Regions from separate parts of the Mus musculus genome. Here region 2 is linked to region 1. Evidence: chromatin loops called from intact Hi-C (ENCODE). Cell type or tissue: left cerebral cortex. All regions are shown on one strand. Links, peaks and the distances in the headings refer to the core of each region. The heading gives the core; the rest is flanking DNA.

The links. Peaks named below come from ENCODE experiments on the same cell type or tissue, not always from the same donor. Only the 100,000 strongest peaks of a DNase experiment are listed, where the experiment ranks them.
Region 2: it touches region 1 in a loop (2.3-fold over the local background); 6 of 42 quality-filtered maps call a loop at or near these places.

The regions. Positions count from the first base shown.
Region 1 is chr2:4,470,831-4,478,534 of GRCm38, reverse strand. It overlaps Frmd4a (FERM domain containing 4A), which reads right to left. Exons shown (of 23, transcript NM_172475.3): 3 at 5,320-5,414. Gm39751 (a long non-coding RNA gene) reads left to right here. Exons shown (of 5, transcript XR_865941.3): 4 at 2,625-2,712; 5 at 5,154-7,704. Among named protein-coding and RNA genes, the nearest start is that of Gm39751, 39 kb to the left of the region's middle. In left cerebral cortex, for the core only: a CTCF peak has its summit at 3,757 (motif pointing left); DNase peaks (open chromatin) are centred at 3,823, 4,160, 4,443, 5,601 and 1 more place; H3K27ac peaks cover 310 bases.
Region 2 is chr2:4,330,111-4,337,814 of GRCm38, reverse strand. The region is part of intron 1 of Frmd4a (FERM domain containing 4A); the gene reads right to left. Among named protein-coding and RNA genes, the nearest start is that of Gm23691, 47 kb to the left of the region's middle. In left cerebral cortex, for the core only: no CTCF peak of the experiment used is centred there; a DNase peak (open chromatin) is centred at 3,415.

The sequences.
Region 1 (7,704 bases), core at 1,487-6,486:
TGCCAGTCCTTCTAGGGCAGTGGTTCTCAACGTTCTTAATGCTGCGGCCCTTTAATACAGTTCCTCATGTTAACGTGACTCCCAGCCATAAAATTATTTCATTGCTACTTCATAATTGTAATTTACTACTGTAATGAATCGTAATGTAAATATCTGATATGTGACCCCAAAGGGGTCAGGACCTGCAGGTTGAGAGCCGCTATTCTAGGAGAGTCGATACCCTCTCTTCTGACCTCTGTGGATACAGCATGCATGTGCTGCACATATACAAATGCAGGCAAACACACACACACACACACACATACACACACACACACACACACACACACACACACACACACACACACACTAATGTTGTCATTGGTCTGTGGCAGCTTGTGGTAGCACATGTTAACCTGCCTATTTTCAGTTCAAATCAGGCAGGGCTCAGACCTGCAGAGTGGCTGTAAGTTCCAAGCCACTCTGTAAGTGTGGGGTATGGAAAGGCAGAGGAAAGCTGGCTAGTGTTTGTGGACACAGGAATCACCAACAGATCAGGTCACGCACTCGGGGACAAGTTCAAGGGTCGGCATCGGCCCTTCCTGGGCAGCAGGGGGATCCAGCAAAATGTGGGGCTCTCAGGTTATAGGTTGTCCGCCATCCTGTCAGTGTGAATTCTGGCAATGACGTTTTGTGGGGCCTAGATGGAACCCTCAGAGAAAGGGGGTGGGGTATTGGAAGCTTCTCTATTCCCCCAATAATTGGTATTTATTTATAAAGTACCACAGCCCACAGTGTAAAACTTCAGGACTGAGAATACTGAATGCTGCTCGTAACCAGTCTGCAGTGTTGATCCCACTTCTTCCTTCTCCGTTGTTACTTTGTTTTGAGGCTTTTAATTTGGAAATAATTATAGAAGAGCTGCAAAGATCTCACAGCCTCCCTTCACCCGCCGCCCAGCTTCCCTCGGCAGCATCTGGCAAACTCTGGAGAACTCAGCAGAGCCATGATGCAAGGCCACTGCTGGATGACCTAAGCCATAGGCTCTACTCAAATGTCACCAGGTCCCACGGAATTTCCTTTAGGATTCAATTGCACTTAGTCACTTTCAACTTGCACTCACTCTGTCCAAATAAGGAGGGCATTCATCTTTCACTGTTCCCATTTGTGATAGACTGGGCAAAGGAGGGCAGTTTGGACAACCTAGAGACTTTCTGAAGCATAGGCCCTGGGAGAAATTTGATCTTTAAATAGTGCTTTAAAATTTAGACATTTTTGATGTGTGTGTGTGTGTGCGTGCTAGTACAAATGCACGTGTGTCTGTGTGTGGGTAAAACAGAGTATAGTGGGTGCACACTCATGTGAACAAAAACACCTTGGGAACATACTTACTCAATTTGAACACAGTTATTAAAATGTTTCCTTTTGAGATGAGGATGTGGCTCTGTGGTTATGATACTTGAGGTCCTGGGTTTGATTATCAGCAGCTGCATGTGTGTACTTGTGCGTATACACACACACACACACACACACACACACATGCAGGGGACTGTCGTGTTAGCACTTCTTGGCATGGAGAAGCAGAGCAAAAGCCAAGCTCATGCTTCTGGACCTAGGAATCACAGACCCAGAGCACCACCAGGCACAAGTCCAAGGGGCGACCTTAGTGCTTCCCTTTCTTAAAATGGAAAGGAGAAATGTTCCGATTACCAGAGAGGCCCAGAGATGTATGTAGGCCCAGGTATTATCAGGCCACCAAGGACTGTCCCCTAAGTCACCCTGGCCCTTGTCCAGTTGGCCTGTCTCTCAGAGGCTTGACTTTCTCTAGGACTGACACCTGCTGTAAGTCCCCTAGTGCACCAGACATACCTGCCAGCTCGCATTCAGTGACCAACAGGTGGCCCAACTCTTTTTCATGATGGTGGCCGGCTACTGGTGCTATGGCTGGAGATGGCCTCACACTCAGATATGGGAGGAGGTGTTAGGGGCCTGTGCAGTCTCAAGACCAGCCAGAAGGATGGTTGGGAGTTCCTGCTATGGGGAGCACGATGCTCCTCTCAAGAGGGCCTTCTGTACATGTGCGTTACATGAATGAATGCACAGACACCCAGGCAGGCAGGCTCTCAGGCCAGCAGAGACTCCAGAGAGCTCAGCTCCCACAAAGGCTTATAGGATGGCCATCAGACTCTGGGGTGTGCCCCTCCTGCCTCTGAGGTGTGGCTTTTGTGTCCTCCTTTCCCCTTTTCATCCGTCTAATCAATTGCTCTTGGCTCTCAGGGCTGTGGTCTGTCATCCTCAGCATATAGGCTTCTTCCTCTCTGGCCTAAGATAACATGCAAGTTCTTTGACTCCTGTTGACTCCGGGAAGTCTAACTGGGACTGTCCAGAGTTCATAGTCTTCTTGAATGGAATAAACTAACTTGGGAAATGGGAACAATGGGGCTGTGATTAGTTGAGACTTACAGTTTCCTTCCAATCAGTGGCGGCATGGAGAGTAATTAGGGGATCATGCTTCTGGGGATTCTCAGCAGGGACGGGAGAGAATGCTTGTGTTCATGAAAGTCAGTTTTTCTTTCTACACATGTGCTATTTAAAGCATTTCTTCTTTATTACCTGCCTGCATCTCTCCTGGTCTGCTGGTGCAGGTCCGTCTAGACCAGAGAAGACCAGCAAGACTGCCTTCTACCTCGGTGCCCTATGGGCTGCAGCCCCAGGACTGACCCTACTCCTTTTGTAAGTAAGCTCGGGCTTTGCCCTTGCCTCTGCTTCTGTCCACACCACTGCTCCAAAAGTCACTTTTATGTGAGGTGCACATGTGTGTGTACAGGTGTGCATGTGTGTGTGTGCATGTGGGAGTCAGGATAGCTTGGGTTTTGTTGTTTTGTTACTCAGTCACTGCTCACCTTTCTTCTTTCTTTTGGAAAGTTTGATATCTTTATTTATTACTTTCATGTGCATGTATGTGTGGGTGTCTGTAGAGGCCAGATCATCCCCATCTGAGGCCAGCTGCAGTTACTGATGGTTGTCAGTCCCCCTCTGTGGGTGCTGGGAACCAAGCTTAGTTCCTTTGGAAGAACAGCAAACACTCTTAACTGCTGAGCTACTTCTCCAGTCCCCAACCATATTTCTTGAGCTAAGGTTTCTCACTGCCAAACAGGTTAAGTTGGAGAGACAGTGAGCCCAAGAGGTCAGTTTGTCTCTGAGGAGGTGATATGAACATATATTTTGTAGGCTTATAGATACAGCCTAAGAAAATCAAATCAGTACTTTATTCTATGATAGACTACTGCAAATCTTTGTCTAAAAAGGAGTGTGCAGAATTAAAATGAGTTAAAATTTTATTTAAGTATGCTGGCTTCTGCCAACCTGTTCACATTCTGTATCCAGGGAAGGCAAAAACTTGCCAGAGTACCGTAAGGTTCTACAGCAGATCCTGTTTGCTAAGAAATCATTATTGCTGTTAGGTTTTATGTGTTTGTTTTTGTTTTTGAGACAGGGTCTCTCTAGGTAGCTGGGCTGTCCTGGAACGCTGTAGGATCCTCCCACTGCTGCCCCCTGAGATTAAAGCCCTGAGACTTTGTTAGCCCTGTGCCACTCACTGTGCCTAACAAAACAGGATACTTTTTTATTGTCATTTCAAATGTTTGTATGCTTTTAATGCTAGCTTCAAAATGTCTACCTGTAAAATGTTCATGTCTGCAATTTGTTTCTGTGCACATGCCTAGCTTGACAGAAATTCCTTTTGGTAGGCATGGGACTCAGAGACTGTCCTCTGGTGGCCACACTGTCACCTGAGCTCAGCTGAGCTGTAAAAGTTGTAAGAAATTGTGGAGGACTGCCAGGCCTTCCCAGAGCATTAGCCTGGGCTCCTGCCCACTCCTAAACAAAGAACAGCTTTCCTGTCTGAGCTCATGGCTGATTCTTTGCTGGCTGGAATTTCTAATACACTTCCCTATGTTGGGATTACATGTGTCATGGACCAAATTTGGCTTTTATTTTTAAACTTAAATTCTGGGGATTGAAGTCAGAGCCCCAGGCTTACGTGTGGACATCTTGCAAACTCACAGATCTCCAAGATCAACCATAGCCAAGGTCGCCTAAGGTGGCTTTCCTACTGACCAACACAGAAGCTGCCTATTCTTGCTTCCATCCTACCTCAATGGCCCCACCTCATTCCTGGGGGCTGGGCTTGACTGTACTGGCCTTGCCAGCCAGTAACCTCACCTGGGCATTTGAGCATGCACAGGGGTGTGCGGGCATAGATACAGACAGAGGAGATTTCGGGAACATCTGTCTAAAGGAGGTTATTGTTTTGTTTTGTTTCCTGGTGCGGGGGGGGGGGGGGGGAGGGGGGGAAGCAGAGTGTGAAGAACGTGGGCAGACAGGGAAAGTACGAGCAGGCTCTCAGAGATGGTTAGTTCTTGTTCCCAGAAAACACTGAGAGGAGGAACTGTGGGAAGCTGTGGGGGCAGGTGTCTAGGCATATCCAGTAGGGGAAAGGCGAAGATGCAGGAGTCCTGTAAAGACCCAAGCTGGCATCTGGTTAATAGACTTCCAGCCTGGCCCCACTCATTTTAGTTCTTTGTGTGGAGGAACTACTGACATCTCTTAGACATTTGTCATCCAGTTACAGTGGAACCAAGGACCACACATGCCTAGGGAAGTGCTTCACCCCTCACTGCACCCCCAGTCCTTAGCTTAGATATCCTTATCTAAGAATTTGGGCCAATCTTCACTGAACTCTTTGGTAACAGTATAGTAAGAGATTGAAACATCATCCATGGAGCCTATGCCTTCCTTTATTATATAACATGATGGTACCCAGCAAACTGGAAGGTTGCTGAAAACAAACATTTCACCTCAGATGGGCGATAGGAACTCTGATGCTGTCTTCTATTTCAGCTTAGAGTGTGAACTCGCCCAGATCATCTCTCACTCTGAATTTATCATCAAGTCCACTTCCTGTTATTGTTACTTCAACACTGGAGAGCAACATTTACTTTCCAGAAGTTTTCATTTAACCTTAATAAAGACTAAACCCACACAGATCTACTCTTTAAAAAAAATAAACATTTTAGACATTCATCTGAACACAAATCTGCTTGGTTAAAGAACATTACCTAATAATTTCATAATATTAGCATCTATCTAATTATATCCTTTGGCCACTCCAGGCATGATCACCGGCTTTTGAAATTCAGATGGTGAACTTGGACTGACCCTGTAGCCCCCATGGGACCCAAGTGGCCTGCAGCCTGATTTTGCTGTGCACAGCAGAGAGAGGGTAATTTGACATCCTGCTCTTTTGTTTGGGGTCTGTGGGCTCTGGACAGCACTTACGTCTCATCTGTGAATGCTATTCCAAAGTACTCCTTCTCCTTCAGGTTGAAATGAGAGGCCACGAGGTCAAGAAGCTCCTTGGCCAAAAGCTTGGGCTGGAAGAAGAACACAGAAGGGAAGATTAACTCACGAGAGACTTTTGCTAAGTCACGTCATCATCTTGGGTCTCTAGCATGTTCTCAGTGAAATGCCTGAGAACTCAGGCACACTGCAGAAACACAAATGACTTTTGTAAAATCCAAAGAGAGGCTTGGATGTGGTTCAGTTGGAAGGAAGGTTCTTGCCTGGCACGCACAAAGCCCTGTGTTTAATCATCCAAGCAGCATAAAACTGGTTGTCATGGTGCATGAGTACTTCATGGGGTTCCACGAGAAATAGAGGCAGGAGGAGCAGGAGTTCATGATTATCTTCTGCTGCATAGCAAGTTTGAGGCTATCCTGGGCTACATGAGGTACACAGAGAGATGAAGCCAAGAGTGAGGGAGGAAGAGAGAGAATAGAGAAGGAGAAAGACCAAAAGAAACAGACCATTAGGATGCTGCTGTATAAAACAGCCAAGTGGGAAGTCTTGGCAGCAACTGGAGGCTCAGTAAGATTGGTTCTGTCAACAAATGACATTTTTGCTCTTTAGTGGGTCTGTCCAGCCTGGTGTCTTTCCTTCCCTACCTTATACTGCTCTGACAGGAAGAGTTCTTGGTCTATTTAGCAAACACAGGCAGACCCCTTCCTATTCTTGGAATAAGGTTACTTTCTGATCTACCCAGTGTAATTGGAAAATGTTAAGCCCAAATTTATTGAATATGAATACCAGAGTTTAGCAACACATGGCTACAGGTATGAGCTCAAGGGTACCCTGAATGCAGCCCATGACAAAATGGCAAACTTACTTAAGATCATGAGCTACATTGAAAGGTTAAACACACCCTCCCCAGTGTGGCTGCTTCTGCCTGGTGATCACATTGGGCTCTGGCTCTTGGCATCCTTAGAGATTGTAGCACACAGCCTGACCCAGAGAAACCATCCAGATACAAAATTCAAAGCACGATTTTTACTGAACAAAGACTGCATTTGTACTATTGTCAAGTCTAACATCCCTACACTGACCTGCCTGATGGGTCAGGAGCTGTCCTCGCTGTGTGGTAGGCACTGTGCTAAGCACTTTTTACACATTGTTTAACCTCATAATCCTGTGAGATTGTCCATTGTGCAGGGCAGACACAGGCCCAGGGATCAGGCAGTTGTTTCTGCCTCCTCTTCTATCAGTGAGCAGCAGCTCAGAAGTGAAAACCACTTAGAACCCCATGGGGTTGAAGTGACAGTAACACTTCCTTCCCTGGAAATGAGAGACCAATGGGAAACCCTCTTACACACGTTCGGGACCGGCCAGGAAAGACGCAACAAACCGGAATCTTCTGCGGCAAAGCTTTATTGCTTACATCTTCAGGAGCCAGAGAGCAAGAGAGCAAGAGCAAGAGCTCTATTGCTTACATCTTTAGGAGCCAGAGCGCAATAGAGCAAGAGCAAGAGCAAGAGCAAGAATGGCGAAACCCCGTCCCTTTTAAGGAGAATTATCCTCCGCCTAGGACGTGTCACTCCCTGATTGGCTGCAGCCCATCGGCCGAGTTGTCATCACAGGGAAGGCAGAGCACATGGGGTGGAGAACTACCCTTGGCACATGCGCAGATTATTTGTTTACCACTTAGAACACAGGATGTCAGCGCCATCTTGCAACGGCGAATGTGAGGGCGGCTCCCCACAAAACCCCACCTTGACACACCAACTGCATCCAGTGCTCTCTGCTTCCTGGTGCATGCTACAATCTGAGTCTAAACCAATAGAACACCCAAGATTGGACGTCAATTCTTTCTTCCTTGATAGGAAGAAGTCTACACTGGGATTGTGGAGGGATGCATGTGGCTCATCTCAGAGTTTTACAAATGAATTATGAAAGATGCTGCAAGATTTGAGTTCCCAAGCTTAAGAACGTGTTGTGGGATGTGCTTGACTATAAATGCTGCCATTCCTTCCAGAAGATGTTGGGCTGAGTTAATTTATGGGTTGTGGTGACACAGCAAGTTCACTGCTTTTATAACACAGTGGATCATCACTTATCCATCAGAATGACTGCCATATCTTTCAAAGTGGCCACAGTGTATCTGTGATGCTTGCTGTTTCTGGAAGTATTTTGAGCTGGGCACTGGGTTACACACCTGTAACCCCAACACTTAGGAGGCTACAGTAAGGAGGAATGGGGGATTCAAGGCTAGCTTGAGTTTCACAGCAAGAGCATATCTTTTTAAAAAAAATTTTTATTAGATATTTTCTTTATTTACATTTCAAATGTTATCCCCGTTCCTAGTTTCCCCTCCGAAAATCCCCTATCACC
Region 2 (7,704 bases), core at 881-5,880, 140 kb after region 1:
GTGCTCATGTTCATTTTTTTTGTGATAATAAAGGCAGCCACTGCCTATCTAGTGCTTCCCATTTCATCTGAGTGATCTGAGTGATCCTCACTGCCTAGAGCTTTGTGTGTGTGTGTGTGTGTGTGTGTGTGTGTGTGTGTGTGCATGTGTGCATGCATGCCTACCTCGGATGGTTGTAGCACTGAGCTACAACCTCACACTTAACCCTCATTTTTTTAGCTGTCACTTATGGTATTATATCATATTATATGTAAAAACATATGCACATAAAATGTGCACATGTGTATAGTGCATGAATCCATATGCACCTACACATATGTACATAGGTGTTTGTAAATTGTCTCTTTCTTCTTTTGCCTGTTTGTATAATTTTAATTATTTTCCTGATTCATTGTTTATGTAGATATAAACATCAAAATTTTAAATTGCTTTAAAGATTATAATTTCAGAAGTACATGTTTATAAGGTACAGTGTGATACTCCATAGAATGCCTACTAAACAAAGCAAGGTCATTTAAGGCCCACCCCTGCTGTGCTGCTGCTACAACTATTTGGGTTTAATAAACATCTTGCCATCTGACAGTGGAATGAGGCTCCTTAGCCTTCACTCTCTGGATTGCCTTTACAACAGAAACTCCTGGAGAGCCTTTCAAACATTTTAACACCTAGGCCCCTTTCAATTAAATCAGAACCCCTGGGGATCACGTCTGGGCAAGGAGAATGTGGATGTGCATAAATGTGCATGTGTTTGCACAAACATGTGTGTGCATGTGCTTATGGAGTGTAGAGGACAACCTCACAGATCATCCCTCAGATACTGTCTACTCTTTCTTTCATTGGCCTGGAGCTGGCTCTAGGGGAGGCCAGCAAGCCTGACTTCTGTCCCCCCTCCTCAGCAGTGGGATCAGAAGCAGCAGCACCATGCCCTCCCCCCTTTTAATGTGAGATCCGACTCAGGTGCTTGCCTTGCAAACACTTTACTGAGGTATCAGCCCAGCCTGCATGGGTGTTTTAAAGGCAGGCTGGTGAATCTGGACTTCAGCATGCTAGCCTAGGGAGACACTAAAACCCATGAAAGCACCACTTAAGCAAAAAGCATCAAATGGCATGGATTACTGACAGGCAAAAAACTAAATGCACTCTTGATGCATTTTCCAAACAACACTACCAACACAGTGCATTAAAAATCAACACCATGTCACTTTAGTATATTCTTCATTATTTGTAACATTATATACATATATGGAAGGAAGAATATATATATATATATATATATATATATATATATATATATATATATATATATATATATATATATATATATATATATATATATATTTCCTTTTGTTTTTCCTGTATTTCATCATTGCAACACTACAAAGCTATTACTCTGGTACTGTAATGGAGAAAACAAAGACCAGGAGAGAAAAACAGAGTTTTTTTTTTGTTTGTTTGTTTTTTGGTTTTTGGCAACATTCTTCTCGTGCAGTTAGTTATTCTTTGAATGTCTCTCAATGCTGCTTTTTGTTGAAATGAAATGATCATGTTCTTGACAATTCCCCATGAGGCTTTGAGCTCCTGAGGATGAAGATCATATCATTTTCAATGTCTCTTTAAGCCAGCTCTGCTGGCCAGTGGACATGAAGGTCTCAGGGCAGGTGGGAGTTGCCAGGACTTGATAAGTCTATTCTGGAAGGCATTTGGACCACCCGTGGTCCAGCACAGGTTTGAAGCTTTTGGCTTCCCTTCCTTCTTCCAACCCCCTCAGTTGGCTCTGGAGTATACTAACCAAGCCCTGTTATCCTAGACTGGGGTTAGCGAACTAGTTTAGACTTGCCATCCCGACCTTCCTCCTAGCAACTGCTTTCTGGGACCACTCATGGGAGTCAAGTTCAAGTTGCAAACAGGGCTGTGTAGATCAGAAACGACTTCTCTCCTTGAGCCAACCAGCTTAGCTTGGCCAGGGAGGGACCAGGGACAAATAAGAAAGCCAGCCCTCCAGTCCCAGAGGCCCACAGGCTCAGGTAACATAACTGCCACTCAGCAAATGGCTGCTGAATTGAATTGGACTAGATTGAATTGTGGTTACACGGGAATGTTTTCCTGGGACTGGCGGCTAATAAGTCAATATTCTCTTCAATATACTTCAGCTGTTAATGGAAGGCCTGAAAAAGTCTCTGGGGAAACAAGGGGCTTGGCTACCCAGCTCCCTTGATTTTGAAGTTTAATTTTACTTTTATTTTTAATTGTATTTGTGTGTTTGTATATGTGAGTGTACATGTGGGTAGCTATATGTGCACATGTGTGCATACACACGTGGAGGTCAGAGGTCATATTAGATTGTTCCTCCAGAGCCACCCATCTTAGTTTTTGAGACAGAGATCCTTACTAGGACCTGTAAGTCCCAGAGTAGACTAGGTCTGCTGGCCTGTGAGACCCAGGGCTCTGGCTGTCTCTGCTTCACCATTGCAGAGATTCAAACCCTATGCTACCCCTCTAGGCTTTTTATGTGGATCCTTGGACTTGAACTCAGGTCTTCATGCCAGTGTGACAAACACGTTACCAAACAAATGATCTCCCCAGCCCTTTGAAGCCCAATGCTCTATATCAGGTGATAACCTGACAAGACAAAAGAGAAGTAAGAGGGTAAGAGAAGATTTGCTAAAGGCCAGGAGCCGGGTCCCCAATCTCATTTGTAATCACAGCAATGTCTGCAGAGACAGAATTATCTAGACCAAGTTATCATTCCAAATGCCAGGATGGAGACGAGGCGGCACTGGCCTGGAAAGTAACATTTCAGGAAAGCTTCCGATTTCATCAACCTGCAGACTTCCCCTTCCTCTTGAGTCTCTCAGCACATTTTGTTTTTGTGGTCCCCCAGAACTCCCTTAGATTCATAACTTGTCATTGAAAAGATTAAGGTTTTTTTTTTTCCCATGATGGTTGTTCATTTTTGAGAGATTTTCCTCAAGTTTATTTTACACAAGATTTATTGGTGACATAGCTGCTGTTTCTAGTAACACAAAGGTTACTACAAAGGTATGCCTCCTTCAAGGACAAGAATTCCAGAAAAAGCGCATCTCCAGAAACTGTGTCTATAATCAGAGAAGGGGCCAGGACGGGGAGGGAGTGTCCATATGAAAGCCATCTAGCACCTGGGGCCTGGCTACCAAGGAACTGTCCCTGATGCACCCCCCCCCCCCCCCCGCCCCCAGACATTGTATGTGGGGAGAGGAGCATGAAGCCTGGAGCTATTTAAACATCGTGGTTCATTAGGGGATTATACACCGCCACATCACACCTAGAAAGTACAAATCCAGCTGTGTCTGCCTGATGCCAAACAGCGTGGTGAGCCAGCAAACGGGGAAAGAGGCCAAGCCTGCTCAAGTTGACTTAATGAAATAAACTGGGTTGCAAAAAGCTGTCAGCCAAAGAGAAGTCTGTGACTGCCCTTTGAAGAGGAAGCCAGAAGAATTTGGTTTCCCTCCCCCAGCTCCAGCAGACTGGTCCCTCTCAGGGTGGGCTGGAGATCTCAGGACTGACACCTCCCTGGCAAGTGGGAATGCCACCAATCTGAACTGTTGGTGGCTGCAGGAAACAGATACTTCTGTCTTCCTTTTGGAAGTGTTCCACATTTCCAGACAACTGACTGTGAAGTATCAGCCTCTTGTGCAAAGTGTCATCTTTGGGCCAGGGCTGATGCTCAGGGGTAGAATGCTTGCCTAGTCTGTGAGACCCTGGGTTCCATTCCCACCATTGCAAACAAGGAAACTGAAGGGCTGAAGAGATAGCTCACCGAGGAAAGTGCTTGCTGGGGCTGAGTTTGATCCTCAGAACACAGGCAGAAAGCCAAGTGTGGTAGCATGTTTGTAACCTCCCATACTGGGGAGGTAAAGTAAGATCCCCGAGGCTCCCTGGCTACACAGTCCAGTTGAAATCTGCGAGCCTCAGATCAGAAGAGGACTTCTTCCAAACAGCAGGTAGGTAAACTCCCAAGGAAGGCCATCCAAGGTTGTCCTCTGACTACCACACTTACATGCATCCATATACACAGGTGCACCCTCACAAACCTATGTCCCATCCATGAGATAAAACCCCAATAGCAAATTTCTCATAGGTTTGAGTGAGACATGGGTCCAAGTGTTTGATTCCAGAGAATCCTGTGTGAGTGAGCCAACACAAGGAGAAGGGGCTGAGGAAAGCCCCAGGGTTCCTCCTTGGTGCTCTTGCCTCTCAGCCTTCTGCTGTGAAGAGTCACATCTGTCTCTTACCCAAGAATGTCACCACATGTAACTTGTGTGCACATTGCTCAGAAAACATCAGACCTTGCTTGGGAATCTGGAACCCATAAAAAGCACTTGCTTAGTCTCCACAGCCAGAGATACCATGCTTTAAATCACTGGCTTCTGCCACTTGCATGCTAGATGAATTTAAAGCAACATGCATTCTTTAATAACCCCGTCCTTCAGCTGGTGACCCTCTTCTATAGGGTCACCTTGCAGACTGAACTTAGAGCACCTCACATGGGCCCAGGCACCTAGGAAGGGATGTTCCATTAAGGTTATCCAGATCCTAATTGATGGCAAGGTGTTCCCCAGCCTCAAGGAAAGATGCTGGTCACTCTTGATCCTCCTCTGTTACCTGTCCCCCTCCCCCACAGCAAAGCAAAGTGAGCTTTGGTCCTACCTGGTAGACAGCATTGGGGATGCACCACGGTTTTAACATCAGCTGCAGACGATGTAGGTTTCCTTCCCTGCAAGTCCTTAGTAGCCGGCAAGCAAGGTCCCAGCTACATGGTACGTCTTCAGAGCCCAACAGCCCAGCAGCCATGCCAGCTCCAGGCCTTGCCCTGGCCCCTCTGTTCCCAGGCCTACATACGGGGGTTGTGTTCCTTTAGTAATGCAAAGTCCCAGAGTCACTGAGATCTAATCAGACAAGGCAAAAATGCAGTCAAAATGATTCTGCTTCCCCTCGCTCTCCTCTCCCACTACCTACCCTGGCTAATCTGGAGAGACTGTTTTCTTGCAAGGATTAGCACACGTCTCCCAGTCTCTGGGGACCCTGCAGGCACCAGGGAGGAATAAACCCTGGCCTGCAGATAACCACCTATCCTTGTCTCTCTATAGTCCTGCACACTGCTGGCTCTCTGGCAGGTCCAGACAAAACCGAAAAGAGTGTGAGGCAGAAACATTCCAGGGCGAGAAAGTGGCGGGGAGAGAGCTCCAGAGTCCGTTGCCAGTATCCCCATGACATTCCAACGATTTTTCTTAACTCTCCGAGACTTGGAGAACCCAGGAGTTTCTGCACGGTGAAGCCAAATGTTTAATTTTATATCAACACTGGAGCACTGGCTATTTTTCTGGGTTACTTGTAAGGCACGGGCCATTTTCCTTGGAATCATACTAAATTTAGGTTGGGATAGAAAGCGAGGAAGCTTATATCATGGATTTAATAGCCACATCCACGATTATGGGGGAAAATGGAGAAAGGAGGTCACAGCAACATGTATCATTTTTTTTTTCTCCCTTAAGATCTATGACTGTGCAGGCTGTTTGATGGATAAACCATACATAGAACTTAACCTAAGAGAAAGACAGTCAGGTAAATGGGTTGCAACTGCTTGTGAGCTCAGCTTCCCTTTGGTTGGCTTTTTTGGGGGGTGGGGAGGAAGATAGATTTCTTGCCATTAGATCAGGCTAGCCTAATACTTGCCATATGTCCCAGGCAGCCCTGATTTTGTGCCCTTTATGCCTCTACCTCTCGAGCGGTCGCTGCTATGAAGAGCATGCAGTACCACATTTGGCTGGTTGACAATTATATTCAACCATGTTTCAGAAAGATTCCTGCTTTCTAAGTCAATAGATTGTATACCAAAAGGTGAGATTCCAAAGCTTATAGGGACAGTAAGGAACCTGGGAATGCAGTGAGGATACAATCTGTATGACTAAGGCAGGTCAAGGGACTGGGCAGATGATAGCATTAAGTTCAATTTCCAGCAACTGCAGGACAGTTCACCACTGTCTGTAACTCCAGTTCCAGGGGATCTGCATACAGGCAACACACTACTTCATGTAAAATTAATAAATCAACTTAAAAAAGGAGAGATGGGTGAAGTTCAATCTTAATATTACTTAGATTGAATCATCTTAAAAGAAAAAATGCTTGGTTGATACTCAGGCATAGCTTTCTTCTGTGCATCTTATTTATTATTCTTTATTTTCTCAACTCTTACCTTTATTATCTTCTATAACCTCCTGGAATATCCTGGAGTTAGACAAGGTTGAAGTTGGTCCTACCATTTCCTGAAGGGACCAGGACAGATTGATTGTCTTTATGATGTATTCAGCTGTGGAATGGAAACACTAGGCACCTCACTGGGCTGTTTCAAGGATTAACCAATAGCACAGGGCACGTGGGTGGGGTGGGGTGCGGGGGTTCAGCACTCACTCACTAAGAGACTTTTTTTGGTTCCTGCCAAACTCAAGATTATTCCAACCCTGTGATTCTCTAAGTCATGTTTGCTTAACATCTTTTCTCCCTTTGTTATTTTATTAGTATAAGAAGATAGTTCAAGTTTAAGACGATAGTTTTAGAAGATTGTTAGTTTAGTCAGTACTGGAAGATTGCCTTCTGTTATGCCTCTTTTGGGTGAGTTTTAGTGTCTCTCCATGCATGATGACTTTCACTCAAAGCATCGCCTTGATTTGATCCTACATACAATTCATTCATGGGACGTTTTCGTATCGAAAGGTTGGGTGTGCGAGAGAAGTGTGCTTTTCTATGCCCCATTGGTGGACACTATTTTACTTAAATGGAGAAAGAAAAGGAGAGGGAAGGAGAAAGAAAGAATCCAAGAAGGACAGAGAGAAGGAAGGATAGGTGCTAGGAGACAGGGAAGAGCTGAGATAACGGGAGGCAGAAAGCATCTGCATAGAGTATATTAGCTAAGTGCCCTGGCGTTTCCCAGAGAAAACAAATGCTCACGGTATGAACGCAGTATATATACTTCTGCATGTGCACCCTAGTGCTCCCTACCCTCTGGGGAATTTGGCCACCAACCAGGTTCTTATCACAAGCATATAATTATGGAACAGACAGGGAAGTTCCAAAGACATCACTGTTTTATTCTATCACTAAATAATTGCCTTTAAAAGTGAAAAGAAAACTCACACACACACACACACACACACACACACACACACACACACACACACACACAAGCTTAAATATATATTTAGCATATGGCCTGGGAATTTTTAGACTATAAAAGTGCTAATATTTTTAAAATGCCTGAGTATAAACATGAATTTCTGAGGACAGCAAGATGCACTCAATGGCCCTAAAGTTTTCACTACTGTGAGAATTAGCGGGTGTCCCTATGGAAGCTTGCATGGTCATGGGAGCTTGTCTTTGAGCTCACAGAGGCTCAGGGTGATAGACTGCTTTGCCTAATGAGTGCAGAGCTCACCAATTTGGCTAGTCTGCCTAGCCAGCCAGCCATGGGGATCCCTGTCTCTGCCCTCTTGAGTCATGGGGTTATAGGCAGGCCTCCGTAGTCACCTGATATTTAGTGAGTATTAGGGATTTGAACTGAGGTCCGCAAGCTGCACACAGATGCTTCACCCATGGTCCATCTCTCCAGTTCCTCTTTCCCCCTTCCCCTTAGCACTTCTCCGAATTCCCTTTGCCTCTACTGCTTCTCTT